Linked DNA regions of Homo sapiens: region 1 is linked to region 2. A link is a loop called in an ENCODE intact Hi-C map of the cell type or tissue named here. Cell type or tissue: heart right ventricle. All regions are shown on one strand. Each heading gives the region's core, and the rest is flanking DNA. Links, peaks and the distances in the headings are about the cores only. Region 1 has its middle 36 kb from the start of SMCR2. Region 2 overlaps PEMT (phosphatidylethanolamine N-methyltransferase).

Evidence for each region. Hi-C counts contacts between places; a loop is a spot of excess contacts. Peaks named below come from ENCODE experiments on the same cell type or tissue, not always from the same donor. Only the 100,000 strongest peaks of a DNase experiment are listed, where the experiment ranks them.
Region 1: a loop joins it to region 2, with 3 times the contacts of the local background. A loop is called at or near these places in 15 of 110 quality-filtered maps.

Annotation. Positions count from the first base shown.
Region 1 is chr17:17,639,474-17,644,836 of GRCh38, reverse strand. No RefSeq gene overlaps it. Among named protein-coding and RNA genes, the nearest start is that of SMCR2, 36 kb to the left of the region's middle. In heart right ventricle, for the core only: a CTCF peak has its summit at 2,832 (motif pointing right); a DNase peak (open chromatin) is centred at 2,846.
Region 2 is chr17:17,567,248-17,572,610 of GRCh38, reverse strand. All of the region lies in intron 2 of PEMT (phosphatidylethanolamine N-methyltransferase), which reads left to right. Among named protein-coding and RNA genes, the nearest start is that of PEMT, 22 kb to the left of the region's middle. RefSeq lists enhancers at 2,785-3,674, 3,675-4,566, 4,567-5,363. In heart right ventricle, for the core only: CTCF peaks have their summits at 2,173 (motif pointing right) and 3,700 (motif pointing right); DNase peaks (open chromatin) are centred at 1,736, 2,150, 3,710 and 4,730; H3K27ac peaks cover 4,004 bases.

The DNA of each region.
Region 1 (5,363 bases), core at 49-5,048, 72 kb before region 2:
AGCTCACTGAGGGCACGGGGGCCCTGGGGCTGAGCTCAGCGTGAGCTGAATCAGCGATTGCATCCCTGGGCAGTGTTCATCAGCTGCCGTTCTGGTCAGACCTTCATTTGGGGTTTGGTGCCTGGGCACATCTGGGTTGGTGATTTTTGGTGGTGGGTGTTGTCTTGGAAGCCCACCTTGCTCCCATGTGTCCCAAAGGCCCCCACTTCCTCCCTGCCCCACATCCACTTCCCAGTGAGGCCTGAGCGGGGTGTGTGCATGTGCATCTTTGTCCCCAGGCCTACCCGAGCGAGGCTGGGCTTTCCAATGCTTACCCTTGGTCAGGGGCCCATCGTCAGGCCACTGGGGTTATGTTGGGGAGTGGGGTGGGCTTGGGATTGGGGGCTTGATCCTCCTGTCTTGAGTTCAGAGACCTGGGTCTGTGGCCTGCCTGGTTCTGAGTGACCAGGGACAAGTCACCTCCCTCCCCTGGCTCAGCCTTCTCACCTGTAAAGGGATCCACGGCCCTGTCTGTGCAGGTGCAGTGGGTGCCTGTGTTAGTCTGCCAGGGCTGCTGTAACAAAGCATCACAGACTGGGGGCCTCAACAGAACGTCACTCTCTCATGGTCTGGAGGCCGTGAGGCCAAGATCAAGGTGTTGGCAAGGAAGGGCCCTTCCTAGGAGTGTGCGGGAAGGCTCTATTCCAGGCCTCTCTCCTCAGCGTATCAGTGCCGTCTTCTCCCTGTGTCTCTTCACCTCATCAGAATTCCCTCTATGTGTGTGTGTGTCCAAATTTCCCCTTTTGATAAGGACATGGCTCGTACTGGATTAGGACCCATCCTACTGACATCATTTTAACTTAATGACCTTTGTAAAGACCCTATCACCAAATAAGGTTACAGTTGGCTCTCTGGTATCCAGGGATCAAACCAACCATGGATTGAAAATATTCGAGAAAAAAAAATTAATTTAAAATAACAACACAACAACAAAAATACAAATAAAATATAGTATACCAACTATTTATGTAGTATTTACATTGTATTAGACATTATAAGTAATCTAGAGATGATTTAAAGTACATGGGAGGATGCACTTAGGTTATATGCAAATACTATGTCATTTTATTTATTTATTTATTTATTTTCTTTGAGATGGCGCTTTGCTTTTGTTGCCCAGGCTGGAGTGCAATGGTGCGATCTTGGCTCACTGCAACTGCTGCCTCCCAGGTTCAAGCATTTCTCCTGCCTCAGCCTCCCGAGTAGCTGGGATTACAGGTGTGTGCCACTACACCCGGCTAATTTCTGTATTTTTAGTAGAGACGGGGTTTCACCATGTTGACCAGGCTGGCCTCAAAGTCCTGGCCTTAGGTGATCCACCCACCTCGGCCTCCCAAAGTGCTGGGATTACAGGCGTGAGCCACTGCGCCTGGCCACTATGCCATTTTATACACGGGACTTGAGCATCCTTGGATTTTTGGTATCTACTGTGAGGGTCCTGGAACAAATCCCTCGTGGATATCAAGGGACAACTACACTCTTGAGGTTCTGGGGGTTAGGACTTCAACATTAGAATTTTGGGGGATACCCAAGCATGGTAGCTCATACCTGAATTCTCAGTGTTTTGGGTGGCTGAGGCAGCAGGATCTCTTGATCCCAGGAATTTGAGACCAGCCTGGGCAATAAAGCAAGACCTTGTCTTTACCAAAAATAATTTTAAAAATTAGGTGGACACGGTGGTGCACGTCTGTAGACCCAGCTACTTGGGAGGCTGAGGAATGTCGCTTGAGCCCAGGAGTTCAAGGCTGCAGTGAGCTATGATCATGTCATTACACTCCAGCCTGGATAACAGAGGAAGACTCTGTCTCTTAAAAAAAAAAAAAGAAAAGAAAAAAGAAAAGAAAAAAGAATTTTAGGGGGATATCTCCCAAATTAACTATTTGCCCTTATCCCAGGCTCTGCTTCTGGAGGAGCCCAGTGGAGCCACTGCCCTACCTTGCTCTTCATCCCGGTGAGGATCAAGCCAGCAGATGCTGGCCACTGCTCCACGGCCATGGACTCAATACCCAACACAACAGACAAATCCCTGTCCTGTGGAGCTCATGGCCAGGTTGGGGGTGGGGGTGGGGCAGGCTGCAAACGTGCCATTGGTTTGGCTGAGGGTGGGCCTGGGGAGGCTACTTGAGCCCAGGGTGGTCAGAGAAGGCCTTACCAAGGAGGTAATATTTGAGCTGAGACCTGAATGGTGAGAAGATTCCAGCCATGGCAGGTGTCGGGAGAAGAGCACTTCCACTATCGGATACAGCAAAATGAAGCTGTCTCTGCCCCTCCCATCCTACTTCCCAACCACAAGCACTCAAGCCAGGAAGACCTGAGGAGCATGACTTCAGGGAGAAGAGCCAGATTCCTGTCCTGAGAGCAGTGATGGAGGCTGCTTAGTCTGGAGGAGAAAGTGGAGCTCCCTGGATCCTCCAAAGGGCTGTCAGAGGGCAGAAAGGTTGATGAGCTCTTCGTGGAAGTAGAGCAAGAGCCAAGAGTAGATGTTACACGGAGATAGCAAGAACTTTGTGATGAAGACACATGGAGAGTGAGACCCCCACCCTGGACGTATTTAAGCCCAAGCTGGATGATCTCTTGGCAGGATACCATAGAGGGGACCCAGAAAGTCTGGGTTCGCTGTCAGAAGCACCCAGACAGGGCCAGCCCTCTGATTTTCAGCTGTGGTAACAGTGGGCCTCCTCTCCTGCCCCTCTTATGAAGTCAAAGAAAACAACTCTGCCCTTGGCCTAGAATCACAACTGCCTGGGGACAGTTTCCCAAGGGCACATGGTAATTCCTGTACTGTCCTTGTCATCCGCCAGGTGGCACTGTTTGCCTGGTGTTGGGGCAGAATTGAACTCCCTTAAGCATTTTTAAACGACTGGTGAACTGGGGAGATACCAGTGTTGCAAGGACCCAGGAATGGCCAGAAGGTGCACTGCCCGAGTGTGGAAAATCCTTACAGACCCCGAGACATGCGCTAAGATGGTAGTGGGTATATGTGGCCTCATGAGAAGGGTCAGTGCAGACCAGAGGCCCCTCTCACCTCTGCCACCTTCCAGCTGTGTGACATTGAGCAAACCACCTCTCAGAGTCTCGGTTTTCTCCTCCATAAATCAAAGACTGGCCCCACCTTGAGATTTTGCCGAGATGATTAAAAACAATCCACGTGCCTGGCCCGGAGCAGGTCGCCAATAAAACATGGCAGCAGCCATCAGTGGTGTAGGAACTGTGGTGTAGGAACTAAGCTCTCAACGTCTAAATGGCCCCCCAAAGTCTCCAAGAGCCCCTTCTCTTATCTGAGGAAAGACAGGTGGACGTTCCTGCCCCTCTTAGTCCAATGATGGGAACTTTGATTGCCCTTGAGGGCCCTGGTGGCTCTCCAGGCTAGTGAGGCCTCTGCAAAGCATGGCTTTCTTCCTGTTGGCGACTTCCATTCAAGCAGATGCTCTCCAGACCCCAACTCCATAGAGAATCACCCTTTTGGAAAAAATGGTGCTCCTCTCCTCTTCATGGTTTGCCTTTTTTTTTTTTTTTTTTTTTGAGACAGGGTCCCGCTCTGTCACCCAGGATGGAGTGCAGTGGTGCGATCTCAGCTCACTGAGCTCACTCAGCTCACTCTGCCTCCTGGGTTCGAGTGATCCTCATGCCTCAGCCATTCACCTCCACGCCTGGCTAATTTTTTGTATTTTCAGTAGAGATGGGGTTTTGGGGTTTCGCCATGTTGGCGAGGCTGGTCTCGAACTCCTGAGCTCAAGTGATCTGTCTGCCTCAGCCTTCCAAAGTGCTGGGATTGCAGGGATGAGCCACCTCACCCGGCCTTATGGTTTGCTTTTCTTATTTGGTTTCTTGATAACAATTAATAGAGGTTCTTGAATCCCTCAAAAGTGTTCACTGTGGAATGTGAAGCTTTCTGTAGTTTCATTCCTGGTGCTAAGTGCTGGTAGAAATTTGTGTAGATTCCCTTGGGACTTTTTTTTGTTTGTTTTTTTGTTTTTTTGTTTTTGTTTTTTGAGATGGAGTCTCGCTCCGTCGCCCAGGCTGGAGTGCCGTGGTGCAATCTCGGCTCACTGCAAGCTCTGCCTCCTGAGTTCACGCCATTCTCCTGCCTCAGCCTCCCGAGTAACTGGGACTACAGGCACCCGCCACCACGCCTGGCTAACTTTTTGTATTTTTAGTAGAGACGGGGTTTCACCGTGTTAGCCAGGATGGTCTTGCTCTCCTGACCTCGTTATCTGCCTGCCTTGGCCTCCCAAAGTGCTGGGATTACAGGCATGAGCCACTGCACCCGGCCCCCTTGGGACTTTTTCTAAGCATATGCCTAAGCCCACATTCATGTAAAAGTTATTATTACTTTTGAAAAATGAAAAAATACTGGTTCCTCCATTCATTCATTCGTTGTGCATTCAACCTGTGTTTGGTGCTGTGAGCCCTAGGGTGCAGTGAAAAACAAGGCTCTTAAAACCCTGCCCTCAGTTGGCATTCCAGCTGGGAATGACATACACTCCATAAGCAGGAGCAGAGGAGGGCGCTGGTAAATTGGAGTAAAGGGTTAGCGAGTGTGTTTGTTTCCTGCTGTAATGAATTGCCACAAGTGAGAGAAATTTGCTCTCTCACAGTTCTGGAGGATAGAAGCCTGAAATCAGTGTCACTGTGCAGAAATCAAGGTGTCTGCAGGGCCGTGCTCCCTCTGCAGGGCTCTAGGGCAGACTTGTTCCTCGCCTCCTCCAGTTTCTGGCAGCTGCCGGCCTTCCTTGGCTTGTGGCCACATCACTGCCGTCTTCCAGGCCAGCATCTTTGGAGGTCTCTCCACTCCATCTGCACCCTGTCTTCTCTTCTGTGTGTGGTCATCACTCTGCCTCCTCATTCTTTTTTTTTTTTTTTTTTTGAGATGGAGTTCCACTCTTGTCACCCAGGCTGGAGTGCAGTGGTGCAATCTCAGCTCACTGCAACTTCTGCTTCCTGTGTTCAAGCGATTCTCCTGCCTCACCCTCCCCAGTGGCTGGGACCACAGGCACGTGCCACCACACCCGGCTAATTTTTTTTTTTTTTTTTTGAGATGAAGTCTCACTCTGTTGCCCAGGCTGGAGTGCAGTGGCGCCATCTCAGCTCACTGCAACCTCTGCCACTTGAGTTCAAGCAATTCTCCTGCCTCAGCCTCCCGAGTAGCTGGGACTACAGGTGTGTACCACCACGCCTGGCTAATTTTTGTATTTTTAGTAGAGATGGGGTTTCACCATATTGGCCAGGCTGGTCTCAAGCTCCTGACCTTGTGATCCACCCGCCTTGGCCTCCCAAAGTGCTGGGATTACAGGCGTGAGCCACCGTGCCCGGCCAATTTTTTG
Region 2 (5,363 bases), core at 50-5,049:
AGACAGGGGTGGTGGTCAGGGAAGGCCTCTCTGATGGGTGTCCTTTCACCAGAAACCTGATTCTCATGCAGGAGGGCCCTCAGGTGTCTGGGGAAGAGCATTCTGTCAGGAAAACACAAGTGCAAAAGTCCTGGGGCACTCTTGAGTGTCCTCGGAGGTTTTAAGGGACAGCTGCCGCTGGAGCCAGGCAGAGGGAGAATGGAGGAGCAGGACGGAGAGGTGGCTGGGGACGGTGGTGCAGGCCTTGCGGGCCATGGGGAGAGACATTCCCTGGACTCTGAGCTGGGAGCCATTGCAGAGGTGGCATGATCTGAGTCAGAGTTTCAAGGTCACTGCACCAAGGACAGAGGAGAAGAGACAAAGGTGGAGCTGAGAGGCCAGCAGGCCCCAGATGGCAGCTTGACCACAGTGGGACTGGCGGAGGTGGGAGCAGTGATCAGGGAGAGCTGAGAGAGGTGGCTTGGCCAGCCCATGGTTGGGCCTGAGTGACCCGTGGGAGGCAAGGCCGTTGGCTGCCCTGGGGCAACCGTGGGAGGAGAGGCTTGTGGAGGAAGAGCTCGGTTTTGCCTGTGTCAGACACGGATGTCCTTGGGCTCCAGACAGTGTGAGAAGGCCAGGCATGGTGGCTCACGCCTATAATCCCAAGCACTTTGGGAGGCCAAGGCAGGCGGATCGCTTGAGCCCAGGAGTTCGAAACCAGCCCGGGCAACGTGGTGAAATGTCATCTCTGTAAAAATACAAAATTTAGCCAGGTGTGGTGGTGAGCACCGGCTACTGGGAAGGCTGAGGTGGGTGGGTCACTTGAGCTCTGGGGGTCGAGGCTGCCATGAGTTGTGCTCAAGCCACTGAACTCCAGTTTGGGTGGCAGAGTGAGACCCTGTATCAGAAAAAAAAAAAAACCCAAAACAAAACAGACTGTGTGTGAGTCTGGACTCCTGGGGAGCTGGGGGCACTGGAGAGGGGCCTTGGCCCCAGGCCCACTGTGTGCCTTTCTGGGCTGTGGCTCTAGGGAGTGTTTTCCCAGCATTGGGCTGGGGTGCTGCCCGCTTCTGCTCATCAGCACCCACTCCGTCCCTTCCCTCTTCCCTCCCAGGCTTCCTAGGTGAGCCACCTGCTCCCACCCCTCCCTCCACCTGGCCAGCTGGCATCTCCTCCACTCTGTTGGAACATTTCTTCCCAAGGCCTCCTCCTGCTCTTCCTTGTTCAGACCATGGGAGGCTTTCCCGGCCTTCTCTTTCTGGGTCTTTGGGGGAGTTCACACTGCGGACCCTCACTCTTCCTGGAGACCGGCCTTCCTGTGCGCCACGATGCTTTTCTGGCTCTCTTCCTGCTGTTCTTGTGAATTCTGCTTCCTCCACCTGATGTTCATTTGCTCAGCGAATAGTCACCGAGAACCTGCCATGCACCAGGCACTGTGTGTGTCCTCAGAGAGTGAATGACCTCTGTCCTTCCAGAGCACAGATATGTTTGTAATGAACACTGTGATAAGGGCTCAGGAAACAAAGATCAAGGTGTCACAGAGGGACTGACAGGCTTTTCCCTCTGTCATCTGAGTCTCAGTCTGTGGCCTGGACTCCTCAGGGCTTCAGGACCTTGGGTCCAGGCACTGTGGCCCTACGTGGGAGTCTCCAGTCTCCAAAGGGAGCCCCTGCCAAGACCTCCCCAATGTTCTGTTCTTTCCCTATCACTCCAGATGCCAGGGCAGTGGTCCAAGGACCAGGATGGACTCCCTCTTCTCACCTGCCCCCGGATCTGTACCCTCGCGGACTCTACCTGGCTTCGTGCCATCACCCCCGCCAGATCACCAGCAGCAGCTGCTTGCAGCCAGTCTCCCCACTGCTCCTCTCTAGCCACCCTTGAGGGCCATGCTCAGAGGTCCCCAGGTTTTCCAGGAAATGGAACTTTTCCCCTGTCCCGGGAGGCCCTTCTGGCAGGCGTCCTCCCACCTGTATCCTCAGTCATCCCAGGTCTTGGGCCTTTCTGGGTGATCTGGCTTCTCTTGTGCAAGGCTGCCCACAGACCTTTGTTACCGCAGCTTGGAGTGGTCCTTGTCAGGTGTCCCCTCCCTCATGCCTCCTCACCCTGCCCTCTCTGACTCAGGGTTGCTGACTTTTGGGGCCATCCCTGGCACTACAGGTGTCCAGCAATGTCCCCGGCCTCTGCCCACTAGATGTCAGTAGTACCCCAAGCCCAGGCCATCTGAGTGGTTTCCAGACATTGCCTGATGTCCCTTGAGGGCCATGGCTGCCTGGGCGTTCTGAGTACCTACCCCTCAGCACAGCCTGCCATACCTGCTGTCACTGTTTGTCTCTCACTGTCCCCTTCCCAGGAGCATCCTAAGAGAGTTGAAGCGGAGCCTGCTCTGCTTCTGTGTCCCCAATCCTGGCATGTGCAGTGCTCCGGGTGGCAGCTGCTGCCTGACCTTCTGTGTCAAGGAGGGTAGGGCACCTGTTGTAGCTCAGTGCCTGTGCCCAGCACCATGCCTGGCAGAAATGGATGTCCAGGCAGTGTTTATTGGCTTTGTGAGCGTGGATTGCCCATTGACTGGTTTTCTGCAGTGGCACCTGGTGGACAAGGTGAGGCTCCATTGTGCCAGGTTCTATGCACACCCCGACTCTGTGAAATAAAGCACTGCATGGAGGTAAAGAGCAGCAGTCATTTGTAGCAGGCTCAGCGATTCCTGGCATCCCAGTGAAGATAAGATAGGCAGCCTGTGCCACTCCAGCTCCCAGAGCCCCCCTGCTTGCCCTGCCCTGCCATGCCCTGTGTTGTCCCGAGGGAGCCAGCATGGGAGGCACAGCAGCTGCCTTGAGCAGTTATTTACAAGAGCAAAGTGTGCACATGCTTTGGTATTTTAACTTTATTGAAGACCAGTTGCATGTAACCAACATCAAAGCTGCTGGAGACATAGCAAGTTGGAACCCTACTTCCAACCTAGAAGGATTTCTAGGCAGAGTTGCCTGTGTCTGACTTCCCTTCCTCACTGGGACCCCGTAAACCTGAAGGGGAGCTGTAAGGAATCCTGCCAAGACGGCAGATGCACACGGGGTCACGCCGGTTTCCTCCAGCCTTGGGAGGGTGCTTCCTGGTGCCTTTGTTTGTCCCCTTCCAAGCCCTGCGTGGCCACCCTGCTTTCTGCTCTCCCTGGGTGCCTGGCTCTCATGTGCAGGTCTTTGCTTGGGGACACCCAAGTCCATCCTCAAGGTCAGTGTGCAGCTCCTCCCCTCTGAGGCCCCTCTCTCCCACAGTGCACCCTGCCCAAGACCTCTCGCTCCATTGGGCCGGGGGTGGCTCCTGCACATGTGCTCCAGAGAGGAAAGGCATTTGACAGGTCAGCTGCAGACAGGTGTTCTGACACTCACTGTCAACCAGACCAAAGCCCCAGCCCTTGGCCCTGCAGAGGATACCTATAGAGGGGCAGCAGGCCTTATGTCTGTATCAGGACGCTGACCTGTCCCTCTGGCCGGGGACTTTCCTGCTTTTAGCCTGAGAGTCTCTTTCCCTGGAACCCAAGTCAGTCCTGGGCAGAACAGGACAGTTGGCCACTGTAGTCTGGAGAGTTGTTTGGGAAGAGGCAGCTTTTCCTTTCTGGGAGGTGAGAGTCCACTTGCTGCGCTGGGCCGCTGGCTGGGCCTGGGGTTTCCTGGGCCTGGATGTTTGACCTGCTGGCTGGTACTGGCAGCAGCTGCACCCCAGGGTGGCCAGACGGTAGGTGGCGCTGTGGGCAAGGTGAGGTGTGCTTCTCCTGGCTCCTGGGAGGAGGAAGAGGAGGAGGAGGAGAAGGAAGAAAAGGTGTGGGTGCTCCTGCCTCACCTCAGTCACCTCCTCACCTGCAGCTCCCTCACCTGCCTACCACCCTTAGTGTGAGTTTGCTGCTGCTGCTGCCTCAGTTTCCATTTTCAGATCCCCAGCCAGCGGTCTATGGCTCGTTTCTGAGTGCCCCAAGGGATCCCTCCAGGTGCCGGGAAAGCCGACCTTGTAGGTGCTATGGGATCAGCCCAGGCCCTGTACCCTTGTCATTCACATCCCCTTCCTGGGCATCGGTTTCTCCATTTGTAAAGTGAGGACGCTCAGCTGAGGCCCCATCTAGCTCTGAAATGCTGCAATCCCTGCGCTTTACCAAGTCCTGGCTCTGGGGCAGCTCTGTGCCGGGACGGGACCCTGCCCTCCTGGGCTGGCACTGGATTAACAAGGTCAGATTGGACATTAGATGTTACATAGAAAAATCAGCATTTGGTTAATAAGAAAGCTCACAACTTATTAACCAAGGAGTTACGGAGAGAGCATAACCAGGTAATGCGTGGGGAGACAGGGTCGTGGGGGCTGGAGGAGGTGATGGTGGGCCATAGGCAGGGCAGCACTTGGCCCACGTGGGCTTTTTGGAGGAGTCATAGGGGCAGGGTGGGCAGGAGTTGAGGCCAAGGAAAGGGATATGAGTGTAGACAAAAGGTGGACTACAGGTGGGCCTGGGGCTTGTGAGGGAGGACCCCAAGTGCATACCTGCAATCTGGACTGTCTGCTCAAGGATGGTGGCATGTGTGTGTGTGTGTAGGTGTGTGAGTGTGTGCATGTGTGTGAGTGTGTGTGTGTCAGAAGTTAGGATGGGGGCATGAGCCAAACTGTCTGAGACCCTTGCTTCCATCTGGCTCAGAAATCTGGCTCCCAGGGCATGGCCGCATATCCAGTGGGCTCCAAGCCAGTGTTTCTGGACCAGAAAGCGTCGTCCTCTGCCAGGGCCTCTTGCACTTGCGGGAAAGCTGAGCTGAGCTGGGCTTACTGGCGGAGCCTGTGGCACAAGAAGGGTTTTTCTTTGAGCAGAGCCAGCTGGCTCATCAGGCCTGACTGAGACCTTGGCTCTAGGAGCACAGCTCTTGTCTCTTCAGACCAGTGTCACCTAAGATACTGTGGCCCTCCTAGCTCTCCCCCGCTCCTGTCTGGGCTGTGCTCACAGCTGGACTCCTGCAGAACGAATGGCAGGTCTAGCTTCAGCTCCATGGCTGGGGACAGTCAGTGCCTTGTCCCCAGTGCCCACGCTCACTCCCCTGGCCCCTTGATGTTGGGTCTCAAGTGCAAGCCGTTCCACGGCACATGAGTGTGGGATCTTTCAGAGCCAGGCAGTGGACGTGGGCTTTTAGCTGGCAACAGCCCTGCTGCCCCTGGGGCACTGCCTGCCTCTGAATGGCAGCTGAGCTGGGCAGCAGCATTACTCTGTGTGCTGCTGGCACTGGCCTGGTGGGGAGCCTCTGCTATCAGGCTAGGGCTAACTTTAGAATTGTGGTGCCTGAGCAACGTGGTGACAAAGTGTACAACAAGGTGTCTCGAACTGGGTCAGCTCACAGCCTGTGCCAGGATGGCTGGGAGTG